2 separate regions of the Homo sapiens genome follow, and region 1 is linked to region 2. Evidence: chromatin loops called from intact Hi-C (ENCODE). Cell type or tissue: endothelial cell of umbilical vein. All regions are shown on one strand. Each heading gives the region's core, and the rest is flanking DNA. Links, peaks and the distances in the headings are about the cores only.

What was found. A loop is a pair of places that touch in the nucleus more often than their neighbours do. Peaks named below come from ENCODE experiments on the same cell type or tissue, not always from the same donor. Only the 100,000 strongest peaks of a DNase experiment are listed, where the experiment ranks them.
Region 1: it touches region 2 in a loop (12-fold over the local background); 2 of 110 quality-filtered maps call a loop at or near these places.

What each region holds. Positions count from the first base shown.
Region 1 is chr4:85,760,015-85,765,996 of GRCh38, reverse strand. All of the region lies in intron 3 of ARHGAP24 (Rho GTPase activating protein 24), which reads right to left. Among named protein-coding and RNA genes, the nearest start is that of MIR4451, 41 kb to the right of the region's middle. In endothelial cell of umbilical vein, for the core only: no CTCF peak of the experiment used is centred there; DNase peaks (open chromatin) are centred at 2,606, 3,346, 4,036 and 5,296; H3K27ac peaks cover 4,379 bases.
Region 2 is chr4:85,838,618-85,846,746 of GRCh38, reverse strand. The region is part of intron 3 of ARHGAP24 (Rho GTPase activating protein 24); the gene reads right to left. Among named protein-coding and RNA genes, the nearest start is that of MIR4451, 120 kb to the right of the region's middle. In endothelial cell of umbilical vein, for the core only: no CTCF peak of the experiment used is centred there; DNase peaks (open chromatin) are centred at 4,016 and 6,346; H3K27ac peaks cover 1,989 bases.

The sequences.
Region 1 (5,982 bases), core at 570-5,569, 80 kb after region 2:
CCCGTAATTCATAAGGGTGAAAATAAAATAAATTCCTGCTGGCAAAAAAATTTACAAAAAATCTAACAACACCCCAAAGCAAAAAACAACTATGCAATTGAGTGTAAATTTATTGTTCCTCGGCTTTCAGCCTTTATAACCAAAGAACTGTGCTGTATGTGAGATCTCGTGTTTTAAAATAGAGTGGGTATCACTGATTTTTATAAATGTACTTTTCATAGGAAAAGCTGGTCTCTGTCTTTGAAACCTAGAATTAGGGAGTATTTTTTCCATTTTCATGATAAACACTCATATCCATTCTTACTATTGCCATTACTTTCCATGGTTATTTTGTTACTTTTTATCCCTCTGAAACTTCAAGTAAGTAGTAATTTTTTATCTAATTATATTCTTTCTTAATATACCAGAAGCTTGTAAAGAGTAGTATATGCCTACAACTCTCTATTTAAACTACTATCATGCTTGGAGATGTAAGAAAATATATAAACCCTTTTCATGACTAATTATTTTTCCATATCACCCCCAAAATCTTTTTTATTACATGGACCTTAGTGAATCTTTCAACTCATTTTCCTTAGTGCTTATTGGGTAAACATTAATCATTCATCTTGAATCCATAGATCACACCTACATGCTCTAAGCTTAGTGTATGAATCAGTTAAAACAAAAACGTTTTAATGCCACTTGCAGGTGTGCTCTAATATTCTACTCACTGCACAATCCAATTCACAAACCATAAAATTATTTTCAAGTCAGGCTTACCATATTACGTTAAAACATACAATTTTAAGCAATAGCTACCTTTCACAAAACACACCTTTTTTTGTAGCATATCTAGTGTATTCAGCTGAAGAGTTTACTTTCATTTAAATATTAGTTTCAGGAATTAAAATGTAAAGTTTGATTCTTAGGCTAAATCATTCACTTAAAAAGTCAAACAAATGTTCCACTTCTATTGCATGGAAGCAGACACAGACAAACCTCAAAGTTAATATGCCATTTGGGCCAAAAATCTCTAGATAAGGTAAAAATCTCTAGATCTTCTCTATGATAACATATGCCTTTCAAGGGGCAAGGAACAAGTATACTGGTTTGTTTAAACATAAACACAGGCAGAATTAGTATAAACTTTCTGAATTGCAAATGCTAATAAGTAGTTGTATAATGAGAGATCTTTGAGAATTACAGTAACGAAGAGGAGATCTACTTAAGCCATACCAAAATTATTAATATAGAATGCCTCTTTCTTTCCTTGTGAGCATTCAGAAAGTGATCCCTCACCCAAATAGCTTTTGTTCATAGAAACAAAAGTCAGAAAATGTCCTTGGTTTCTCCTCTGTATTCACTGCTGGTAAAAAAAAACAATTACTCTGGGGGCTGAAGAAAAGGGGAGGAATGGACCTCCTGTTTCTGTAAACAGCTCAACACTAACAAAATCTCACATCTTGCTTCTCAATCAATACCAAGCTCAGTGGTTAAAAGAGCTGCATCAAACCTGTGTTTTATCTGGTTAATGATATCAATAAAGGTTATCTCTACAAAGAATGAAAAGGTCACTAATCAAATTGCAGTGACTCCATCACATTAATATTGCTTGGGAATGCGTTTTATTGATTGTTTAGTATTCCTGTGTAGAATCCCCTTCCTTTTAACGCATTGATGATAGCAGGGGAGAACAACAGTAAAATGTTGCCACACGAGAGCCCTCACACTATAGCAGATAGAAAAGCAGATCCCTTCAGCATCTCTCTTTATGATAATAAATTTAAAATTGAGTATGAAGAGGTAAAAATAAAAATTGGAGAAAAGAAAATTTGGCTTAGAGATTTCTTGGTGGTAAAAGGAAACCATCAATAAATTCTTCCAGAAACTCTCATTGTTAGTAAACTCCTTGGTATTCAGCATGACATGTGATGCTAAATTATACATATGTATATTTGAAAATCTACTTTCTTACAGATCTTACATTTTTTGGGAGAGATGGAAAATTAACATTAAAAATAAAGTATGATATGTACATTGATATTAAAAATATAGGATGCTGACTTTTGGATTTTATGTACAATGTTAATGTAAATATCAATTCTGTTTATTGCTGCTTTTGCATTTTGTGAAAGCCTTCATTGTGAAGGACTCTAGTTCTTGTATGCCTGGTAAGAAAGCATACATTTGTGATTGCTTGGATGGTATTTATTAGTACATCATATACTTCTGAAAACTCAAGACTGTTACTCCATCATTATTATTTCAGTAAAGTATTTGAAACATGTTCACTCTTCAAAATAAAGAAATAAATGAATTACTAGTAATATTTTGGGAGAAGTATTTGAAACATTTTCACTCTTCAAAATAAAGAAATAAATGAATAAAGAAACAAACCAAAAAATAAATGAATAAGTAATTCCAGACACCCCCCTTTGCCTCTGAAGGCTTTGGGCTCCTCTACATTCTTACTGGTTGGTAGTTTCATTCTGAACTTCCAATCCAGGCCTCGTCCTCATCTACCCTATCCCTTGCCTCTTGTTGTTGGTAGGTGTTCCCTCCCTATGGGACCTCAGTTATTCCAGTGGCACCAGGGTGGATCTAATGGCTTCCCTGCAAGATGCCAAACTAAGAGGTTTTATTACCTGGAAAATACAAGACACAGCTGTTTATGTAAGCGCCCCAGGCATCCTGGTTAATCATTCTTGCAAATAACATTAAATGGGATACAATTCTGATTGCTGCATTTGGTTTTTTGCCTAATATAAAAAAAATGGCCTAGTCACCTTAGCAGAAAGTCAGTGATTTCTCACAAATGATTGCTATATTTCATGCTTTTTCAGAGTTAAATAACAACACCAAATTATTTCACTTCGAATAGTAGCTTCCTGCAACTATAAAATATAAGAATCAGGCAGTGGATATATATCCAAAATACTAATACAATGTATTGAAGATGCAAAAAATGGTAAAATGGTGCTTTTAAAAATGTTTCATTTTAGATAATAATAGGAAAATCAATAGTCCAAAAGAAGACTTAAGCTATTGTGTCACTAAATTTAAAATGTGTATTTGGAAACGAAATAATAGATTCTTTGTTTTATACCCTGTCATCTTGTTTTTCTTTTGTTAAAAGAAAGAAAATAGCATTTCTAAGCTTGTTGATCTTCACAGTTACGCTAGTTAAACCAACTGTATAGAGTAAATCTCTTTATTTTAGGCACAGGAGAGAATTCTTTACATAAGTGTAATAGGAAATTATTTCCTGTTGGGTCAGCCATTGGAGGAGCTTCTGGCCAGGACTTGGGGTTTGGAGTCAGACGGACCTGGAAGAATCCCAGCTCATTCACTCATGGGCTATGTGACCTTGGGCAAAGTTTTTAAACACTTTGTTTCCCCTCAATTTCCTATTTTTCAAGATAGAGCTATCTTTCTCACACATTTGTTTTAAAGAATGATTCAGCTAAAATACACAAATTGCTAAGCACAGTCACCTTTAAAACAACGCAGTTTTGTTAATAATAATATTTGTTAGCTTATGTTAATTAGGTTTGGTACAGAGTAGGTGGAGAAAATGGGAAGGCTGGCAGCAGGGCATGTGTTTTCCCTCTCCTGGATCTTGCTTCAATCGCTGTCTTTCCTTTCCTTCTCGTTCTCAAAGAAAAAGTATCATATGATTTTCTGTACATGAGCCAAATGCTTACAGAGTCAAATATTAATGTGCAAATGATGTAGCATGCTACAGGTTTTTAAAAATAAAAGTGAATGAAATTTCTTAATGATACTGATGGTTGCTCCGTAATGTAGCTTAGTATTTGGGCACTATTTTAAACAAATCATTCTTTCTTAAATAATGTTCTCTATTCACCCATAACCACATGACACTTCAAATGGAGAACTGAGTTTAAGTAGAATACTGAAGATGTGTCCACTGATGGGATGTATTTATACTTACTGGTGGTGCAATTTTACCATGGCCACTGGCCAACTGGCTGAGTTCTTAAAAAGTCAATATAAAGGCTGCGAGACATAAACAGGAACTTTGGGGAAGAAACAAAATAGGACTGTTGATCATAATACAGCGGTTACTATGGACTCAGTCTTCCTTCTCTCTGCAAGCACCTTAAAACCATTTGTTGGTTCAGTGAAAGCTGTGCTTTTCCCAGGAAAAGAACAGCCAGCATCCAGAAGGTTAAAGCGTTTGTAGTAACCTGAGGTAAAAAGACATCACCTCAGCTGCTGCACCTTGAGATAGCCACTGCTTCTGAAATTCACCTTCATTACATCTCACGGAAAACGTATAACATATATTTTAGGCATCTTTTTGAGTAATCTGAGTCTCCACCCTGTTCTCATACTGCATTCATTCTTCATTTGACCCACACATTGGAATCACATGATTTTCTCTTCCTTAAAATAAAAAAGTCTTCACCAATCTAGTCAGATTTCCAAATGTATTTCTTATTGGTTTCCCTTTAACCACTTTCACTCAGTTTTATCTTTCCCCTTCTCTTGATCGCTACTTCCAGCTTGGAGGAATCAATAGGAGAATTCACTCACATAAACCAAAGGCCAGTAAAGATTCCCATGCATTCCAATGGACTCTTTTAGGTGGATGCCAGTGAATGGTGAGAGATGAGATTGGGAGAGGAGAGCATTCTCAGCTACTGAGTCCACAGTGAAACTAAAGAGAAGCCATCGCAAGGCCTGGAGAACTATCTCTAGAAATATCTTGGCTGCACTGATGAGATTTTGGGCACGTATTTCTTTAACTGTGATAAAACATGAAATAACAAGAGAGAATCAAATTAGGAAGAACTCCAGCTATCTCCAAGGTGTTTGTGATCTGAAGCACTACTGGGGAGGTAATTGTGGCTGATGCACCACCACAAAAGATTGAGAACGTCTCCCTCCTGCAATAATCAGACTAATGTTTTCCTCATTACCATGTCTTCATTTTTCCTGTCGACAGTACAATGGCTGCAGAGGTCTCATTACTGTTTTCCATATTTATGTTTTAAATTATTGATAGGCTGTAGTAGGGCTGATATGTGACTGAAAACCAGCAGTGTCAGGTAGTTAAGAAATATTTTTCAGAGAGCCATTGGAACATAACACATGTGCATCTGTCAAGATTGGAAAGCAGAAAACATACATGAGACACAGTTGGGCTGTTCAATTTGTTAACTACGTGGGGCAAGTCAACTGTCTCCTGAATGCAATATGTAAGAATGGCTAAAGTGATAGGACTTGAACTCTTCCAAGCTCCGGGCCTTTTGGCTCCGGGCCTTCTGTTTTTTGGCTTCGGGCCTTCTGTTCTTCTTGCATCTTGTTATGATAGCAATTATGGTCCAAACAACATCATATGGCAATGATTTAATTGGCTCAAGTACTGCTCCAAAGGTAAGTGTCACAGACTTTTTGGTCCTATTCCCCACTTTTCCTGTTTGGAAGCAGATTACTCAAATAGCAGAAATAAAATGTCATTTCTGTTGCCATATGGGAAACTTAATGCTACAGTTAAAGAAAGACTCATGTAGAAAATTCTGTTTCTTAAACGTGGCATGTAAAATTCCATTGCAGTAAAAAAGAATGGCATTTCATATGGTTGAAACATTTACAAATAAGGAGCAAAAAACCAAAACTCATGACTCGGTCAGTCATAAAACATTTTCAAAACCTTGATATGTAATATTACTATAGATCTCAGGTTAATCAGCACATAGTGAACACTGAATAATATTTTAGCAATATTATAGAATATTAAAATAATGTAATCCTGAACCAGTTAAACTAGACTTCGTTTCAGTTAGGCCAATGTTTAGGTTTTGTTTTTTATTACTTGGGATTAAAATCAGATGTCTCATTGAAATAACTTTGTGTTGTTTAAATTAAAGAATAAATGGAATTAAACATTTTAACATGTCATTTAGTAAATCTGATTTTTTTTCTTCAGAAGAAATAAGGAAAAAAAGTTCATTTGATTTTTACCAAATGAAA
Region 2 (8,129 bases), core at 1,798-6,797:
AAAAGGCTAGAAATCAATTTTTCTCAGATATTCATGGCATGGTGATGAAAACAGTATTGGAATCCTGACAAGTTATCTTTATCCAAGATAACAAGGTAGAGTGAAAGTTGGTTAATAACCACTATGCGATGTCTGAGAATGACCCCATCACCATTAGGTGAGAATTAATTGATTGTTTTATAGTTTTATCCAACAGAAATTTAAAGTGTTGACTTCAGAAGAACACTTCCCTAATCCTAATATTTGATAGTGGGTTATTTATGCTGTACTGTTTGACTTATTTTACTGCAATAGCAATAGGTAAGATATTAAAGTAGTATCTCTCAACAAAAAGTGTCAATAATAATAATAAAAAAAACCCTGAATTATGAAAGTAGACCACTGTTTCCAAGTCCCTTACCTCACAGAAAGCAGATTGGGGGTGGAGATAAAGTGATTGTGGGAAGGCAGCTTTTTTGTGCGTGTGGCTTTTAGACATGTAAGTAATAACCCCATGAAAATAACATAATAGGTGGAAAGATTTTTTAAAATTATATTTTTGAGGCTAGGCACTGTGGATCACTCCTGTAATCCTAGCACTTTGGGAGGCCGAGGCGGGCGGATCACCTGAGGTCAGGAGTTTGAGACCACCTGGCCAACATGGTGAAACCCCATCTGTGATAAAAATACAAAAATTAGTCAGGTTTGGTGGTGGGTGCCTGTAATCCCAGCTACTTGAGAGGCTGAGGCAGGAGAATCATTTGAACATGGGAGGCGGAAGTTGCAGTGAGCCGAGATCGCGCCATTGCACTCCAGCCTGGACAATAAGAGCAAAACTCTGTCTCAAAAGAAAAAAGAAAAAGAAAAAGAAAAAAAATTATATTCTTAAATTTAAACAACCTCTTAGCTAAATAAGCTTTTCTAATAACTTTGAATTGTTTTCTATTTAGATTAAAAAATGCATTCTAGTGTAATCCTCCCAATACCCACCAATGGTAGCTATGATTATTTTACTTTATTTTTAACTCTATTAACATAGGTGGGAGTTTCCAATCCATAATCAGAATATATTAGTAACTTCACTTACACAGTTGTGTTGATTACTTCTGCCTCTGTCAGGTAGGTAGTGATTAGGGGCACTGCTATGTCTTAAGTGTGCGTAAGCAAAAAGGGAAAGAACAGGGAATATAAAAGGCAGGGAAAAATCCTGGGAAGGCAAATACACATAGTGTATGTAAATTCTAAATTATGTTAACAAATACACACTAATGATTTATATTAATATATACATTAATGTACCTATAGTTTGGGAGTAAGACTTCAGTTAGGATGAGACACTGCTACTTACTAGCTATGTAACTTTGAACAAGCGCCTTAATCTCCATTGGCCTCAATTTTCCAATCTTTAAAATAGAACAGTAGTGACAACCTCTAGGACTATTGTAAGTAAAGACATACCACAAAGTTGTTTTTCAAATTTGTCTGCATAATAAAATTCTTGTATGTATAATACAATTTTTACACAGGTTGGGTAAAATCATAATTATGACTGAAAATTATCATGAGTAATAACGATAAATTTCCCGGGAAGATTAAAATACCTTCCTTTATTGTCCAGACACAATTCAATACTTTTGACTTGCAAAAGAAAGAAAAAACATATTGTCTATGGTAATGTGTACTATTGCTTCAAGGTTAAAGTTGAAGTGACACATCCTACAAAGTATTAAAAAATGCAGGGAGAAGTGATAACAGATTAGTATTTTCCAACCTCTCGGTCAATGATATCTCTCTGTTAAACTGGTGCCATGCACCATGACATTTTCAGAGATAACTGGCTATTGGTTCCAACCCTATTCCAATGTCCAATTTGTCATCCCCTATACACCTACATCTGCAATATCCCCATCTCCCCTAAGATTCACCATGGCTATCATCATTTCCATACACTATAATTGGACAACAAAATGAACTAAAACAACAATAAAACAACAGAATTATGAGATACAGCAACAATTTCATTATACCAATACAAATTTGCTTGACTTTGATCACCAAGCAAATTATTTAAAACTAAGTACAACTCCCATTGCAATTTATACGGGACACATCCAAATCATTATCAGAAAAGGTGCAAAGTGTTCATTATCTGCTCCTCCAGGTAAATACAAATACAAATCTCGATCATTTTTTAAGTTCCTAAGACACTGGGTTTATGTTGTGTGTATGCGTGTGTTTGTATGTATGTGTGAATTGTTACTAACAACTGCTAACTCTGTGGAATAGAAGACTAAAGGTATTTTTATTTAATTCTGTAATCCCAGAACATCATCACAAAGTGGCCTAAATTAACACTTTTGTTTAGGGGGAAAGTTTATGTATTCACTCAATAAATATTTACTAATAGCTTATAATATGTAGGCTACAGAGCTGTGTGCTAGAGATGCTGTAACGAACAGTTCAGCCAGGAACCTGGCCCTCCGCTAATGGATCCTATTGGAGACTCTATATCTCTTTAATCTCTGGTATCAGTGTTAGCTCATTGTGTTTTCTTCCTCCTAAATTCCTAAATCTAGTTTATAAAACTTCCCTAGCATATCATGATGTATAATAACAGTTTATTAACAATACTAATAAAGACATTGAATAATGTATTTCAGGGAGGAGTTTACCTTTTATTTATGTTATCTCATTTAATCTTTACATGAGGAAGCTAAATTAGAATCAATTGTTACATTTTCATAAGCAATTACAACTTTAAAAATATGTTATCAATTATGTTTTAGGGCTTTTTGTGTCACACATTCTACTTAATTATTCTGCACTTAATGAAATATAACTCAGTGATAAAATTTTATACATTTAGCTGTAAAGAAAACCCCATATAGTTCAACATATATTTTGTATCAATGTCAACATTTATAATATACTGTGGAAAGAATAACATAGTCAATGGTTTTAAATATTATATTACATAGTCTATGGCTTAAATTTCCAACATGTTTTCTAATTCTTGTTGATTTTTCTGTAAATAAATAGGTGGCTTAACTATCATAGTACTCTTTAGTTTGATGAAATTATATTTTTCCCATGGTAAAACATTTTAAAGAAATTTTTCCCTGTATTAATTAAGAAAATCACACACAAAATACGTTGATATGTTGATTCCTGACAATCAACATTTGGATAAGCAAACTTTCTATGAAATGTCTACTCATGAATTTATACAAATTCATATTTGTGATACATTATTTATATTATTTAATTAAATTTAAATTATTAAATTAAATTTGAAGTCCAAAATCATGAATTTATCAAATTTTTCCTATTATGAGTTGACTTTGCCTCTCCTGCTATTTGCGTCTTGAGTTTGGATAGTAGCTCTGCCACTTACCAGCTGCTTAATTTTTCCTTAACTGTAATTCACAGATAATGAAAGAACTTAGAGCTAGAATGCAGACCTCCCGACTCATGATCCAGTTTTCAATTATGCTAATCTATTTTTATGTTATTAGACATACAGAAACAATAAGAGAACTGTCCAACAATGTGGCATTTTAATGGTAGTATTAACCTAAATAGAAAATATTACTGTACCATCAATCTAATCTTTTAAAAACATAAAGGCAGTCATGAAAATTGAAAGGAAACTTGCATTTTCTACAAAATAATATGTAAAATAATAACTTATTATGAAATATTCAGTTTTTACTGCTAACTCCAACTGGTCATTGGAAAGTATCTGTAGCATTATCAATAGGAGTAAATAGTATGGCCTGACTGCCCTTTGAGTCAGAATCTCATTTACTACCGGTAGGTTCTTGGCTGGGTTAATTGACCTCGCTAAGTCTCAGTCTCCCATGTGTTCATCAGGGTTACTGATACCACCCCACCATCAAAGTGGGAGGATCAAATGAGACAACTTACACGATGCATTTGGCACAGAGTAGACGTTCAATAAACATGAGCTCCCTTCCTCTTCCCCTAGTGCCAGCTGGCTGGCAGACCACATTAAGCAGAAAAAAGGAAGCTATGTTCTCCTTTTTCCAGACAGCTGGTAATGCAGACATCACAGGCTTTCTACAAACAATGTTGACTAATTTTTGCCACAGCTGACGTGTGTATAATGTGCCCTGCCAGTTCTCTCAATAAGCCGAATTCATGACCACGGAATAATTAAGTTGTTTTCTTTATCGCTCCTCATTTTATGAGTCCAGATTGAGGTAAAGTGGCACTTTTGTAATGTTTTGTATATTTCATGGACCTGGAAGACTTCATTTATTGTCCTGTAATAACAACAATAAAAATGTTTTACACTGTTTATTTCTGACCACAGTACTATGATACACATAATACTGCTCCCTCCAATCTGTAGAAGCGACCACTAAGAAACAGGTAAAGTAACTTGTCCAGCATCACCCAGGCAGAAAGTGGCAGGTTAGGATTTGAATCCAGTGTTTTGACTCCTATGCCTGCACTCCAAATTCATAGAAATGATTGAGAGAGAGAGTAGGATTTGCATGTAAAGTGAACAAAGGCCTTAAACTCCCATCTACTACTTCCCATTCAGCCGGGGGGGCAAAGAATACATTACTGAACATCCAGATTGTATTAGCTATGCTGTATTTCAAAATAGAAACCCTGAAATTTCCTCTTGATAGGTAAATATTTATCCCCTTTTATATCACTCAAGTACAGTACATATAGTATACAAATTCAACAGGCAATAACTTCTTAATTATACCTAAAATATTCAACAGTTTGAGAGGCACATTTCTGCTATTTTGGTTCCTTTTACCTAAAGGGAAAAGGCCAAGTAGGGCTTGTGTGTGAATGCTTAGAACAGTGGCTGGTACAACCAGTGGCTGGTACATAAACTCTATTATTTATTATTGTTATTATTTAATTTTCAAAACTACTTACTGAATATACACTTCTCTGATGAATTTTATAGACCACCAAGGAGCATCCTGCTGATGCCTAGGTCTGTATAACTCTGCTGAACAAAATGTGCTCCATGAATGTGTTTTATATACAGGTGTACTTGAATGAGGCTGGAAACAGCAATTCTCACCATCATTTCAATCAAGCAAAATTGGATTTTATCTGCTTTATGAATATTGGACACCTTTGTACAAAGTCATTTGAAGAAAGATTCCACTAAAAACAAATGAAAATAAATAAACAAATGTGCAAAGCTACTGCTATAGTAAAATATAATGATAACAATAATCTCTAATACACATATTGGGCTTATTTAAGCCAGAAACTATTCTAAGTAATTCTCACTATTACACTATAAGTTAAGTTCTACAATTCCCATTTCATAGATGAGGAAATTGAAGCGATTAGATGACTTATCTAAGATAAGTTTAGAATGGAGTTGGAACTACAATCAACACAGTTTAGCTCCTGAATCTGGGCTCTTCAGCACTGTGCTCTGCTGGCTCTGGATAGTAAAGAAAGTTCCTCTTAACACATTTTATACAATTTTCAATCAGTATTCTTGAGCTCTGCACTTGAATGAGAATAATGAATGTACGCTTTCTCACTTCACAATATGACCTGAAAGCAATATGCCCAATAAGTAAACAAAATATAAATATAAAAAGAGATTCTGAAAAAGTACAAATGCAGCTAAATGGAAATAGCCTACTGAGCAGTTTTTCTGGATTCCATTTAAAACATAATAATAGGTAGGTCTAAAATGGAACTGAGGTAAGTAAAACAAAATAACTTTCTCTATGGTTTCTCTAACAGGTATTATGGTGCCTACTTCAATGTTTCCATTTATATGGTGTTTGTAACACTTTATTGACCAAATTCAAAAAGAAGAGACTAAATTCAAGTAAGATACCTAAAATGATCAGCAGTTTCACGTCTGATAAATTAGTAAGAGCTGTCTAATTGCATAATTGATATAGCTCTATCTGCTTATACCCTTTATCCATAGATGATCTCCTGTTGATCAGGTGGCAACTTTAACACAACTTAAGGTTGATTACCAACAAGCTGTGTCACAATACTAAATAAAGTTAATTAAATTTTGATTTATAGAGGCTGTATTTCAACAATGTTGATCCATCACAGGTAGAGTCTTTATCTCTAAAAGTATTCACACTTCATGGGCTTCCCTTTAAAATACAGAACCAAAGCTATGAGAGCCAATCCTGCTAACTAAGCAAAACCCTGGATCCACAGCAGTTATGAGGGACAGACAAATTATATGAAACAATTAATACGGAAGGAGACATGGCACGTGTAGAGTGGGACAGACCAGTCAAAATGCTGGGCTCGTAAGACCACATGGTTCATCAGACCTTCTGTGGCTCCTGGGCGCAGTGTGCACCCTGAAGCTTATCTCTTCTTCATAGCTGTTATTTAGACTAGCCCGGGGCTTAAAGGCAGGATGTAAAATGCAGTCCAGGAAAAATGATTCCTTATGTTCCTTAAGTAATTGTGAACTTGGCATAAGTTTTCTTAAGTAATTTTTAAATCAAAGTTTACTTAAGCTTATTCTATCACATGTCTTGTTATGTTTTGTTTTGTTCTGTTCTCTTCAACCAAATATAGACCATTGAGTTTCTTAAAAAAGGCACTTAAGGCTGGGCGTGGTGGCTCATGCCTGTAATCCCAGTACTTTGGGAGGGTGAGGTGGGTGGATCATGAGGTCAGGAGTTTGAGGCCAGCCTGACCAACAGGGTGAAACCCAGTCTCTACTAAAAATACAAAAAAAAAAAAAAAAAAAAAGTTAGCCAGGCATGGTGGCACAGGCCTGTAATCCCAGTGACTCAGGAGGCTGAGGCAGGAGAATCGCTTGAACCCGGGAGGCAGAGGTTGCAGTGAGCCAAGGTTGCGCCACTGCACTCCAGCCTGGGTGATAGAGCAAGACTCTGTCTCAAAAAAAAAAAAAAAAAAAAAAAAGAAAACAGAAAAAAGACACTTGGTAGTTTCTAAGTTAACTCCAGTAAAAAGCATTTGTGTTTCATTTGCTTAGTCAACAGAGTGAAATTATTTTATTCTTAAAAAATATTAGAATTCCTGTAATCCCAGCACTTTGGGAGGCTGAGGCGGGTGGATCACGAGGTCAGGAGATGGAGACCATCCTGGCCAACATAGTGAAATGCGGTCTCTACTAAAAATACAAAAACTGGCTGGGCGTGGTGGCACGTGCCTGTAGTCCCAGCTACTCGGGAGGCTGAGGCAGGAGAATCGCTTGAACCCAGGAGGCAGAGGTTGCAGTGAGCCGAGATCAGGCCACTGCCCTCCAGCCTGGCAACAGAGCGAGACTCTATCTCAAAAAAAGAAAAAAAAAGTTAGAATTATGACCAGACATATTCAGGTTTAAAGCTTTATCTGAACTGATAAAGAAGTTCTGTGTGAACATAAACAGTTATTAAGAATTCAAGTTTGGATGATCAGTGTTAATAAAAGATGAGAATAAGGAGCACTAGAAAGTCTCTATCCTCTGATATCCATATTTAAATCAGCATATACACTTTCTTTCAGAAACGTACTTTGGAGCAAGGGCTATGTTAAGCCGCACATACTTACAAATTACTCTTTTTAATGTTTAAAATAATTTATACAATTATTATTACTGAGTCTTCTCTGTTTTATTATGATTGCTGAAAGTAATGAGAATAGCTACCATTTTTAGTTCATTGTAATTGTTGTGTTTCCCCTTCCCTTTGGAATTAAGCAGGTGCCAAACATTTATTAGATGCCATCTAAGGTAATTAGTTGCTCATGAAAATGCCATGAACAATGCTCAGGTTGTGGCAACTGAGCTACGATTTTTGATAGAACTCAATATTGATCAGCATAATGACAACAAATAAAGGTGAGGGGCTCAGCGCAGCTGGAGGAAGAAATAAAGAGAGGAAGAGCAGAAAATTTCCAAGGTGGGCCCTCCATGCGAATGAAGAACAGAGCAGGTGTTTGGCAAAGTTAGCTTGGGGGAGGGAGGGATGGACTTAGTGGGGGAGGGAAGGTGTGAAAATAATTGTATTTTGTTTATGTCTTAAAGAAAACGTCCCTAAAATGTGTCACTTAAGGAAGGATACAGTTTCAGCAACAGAAGTGGGGGGCATATCTGCCATAATTGGCTATGCAATAAAAGAGATTTTAAAAACACATTTTGCAGTAGT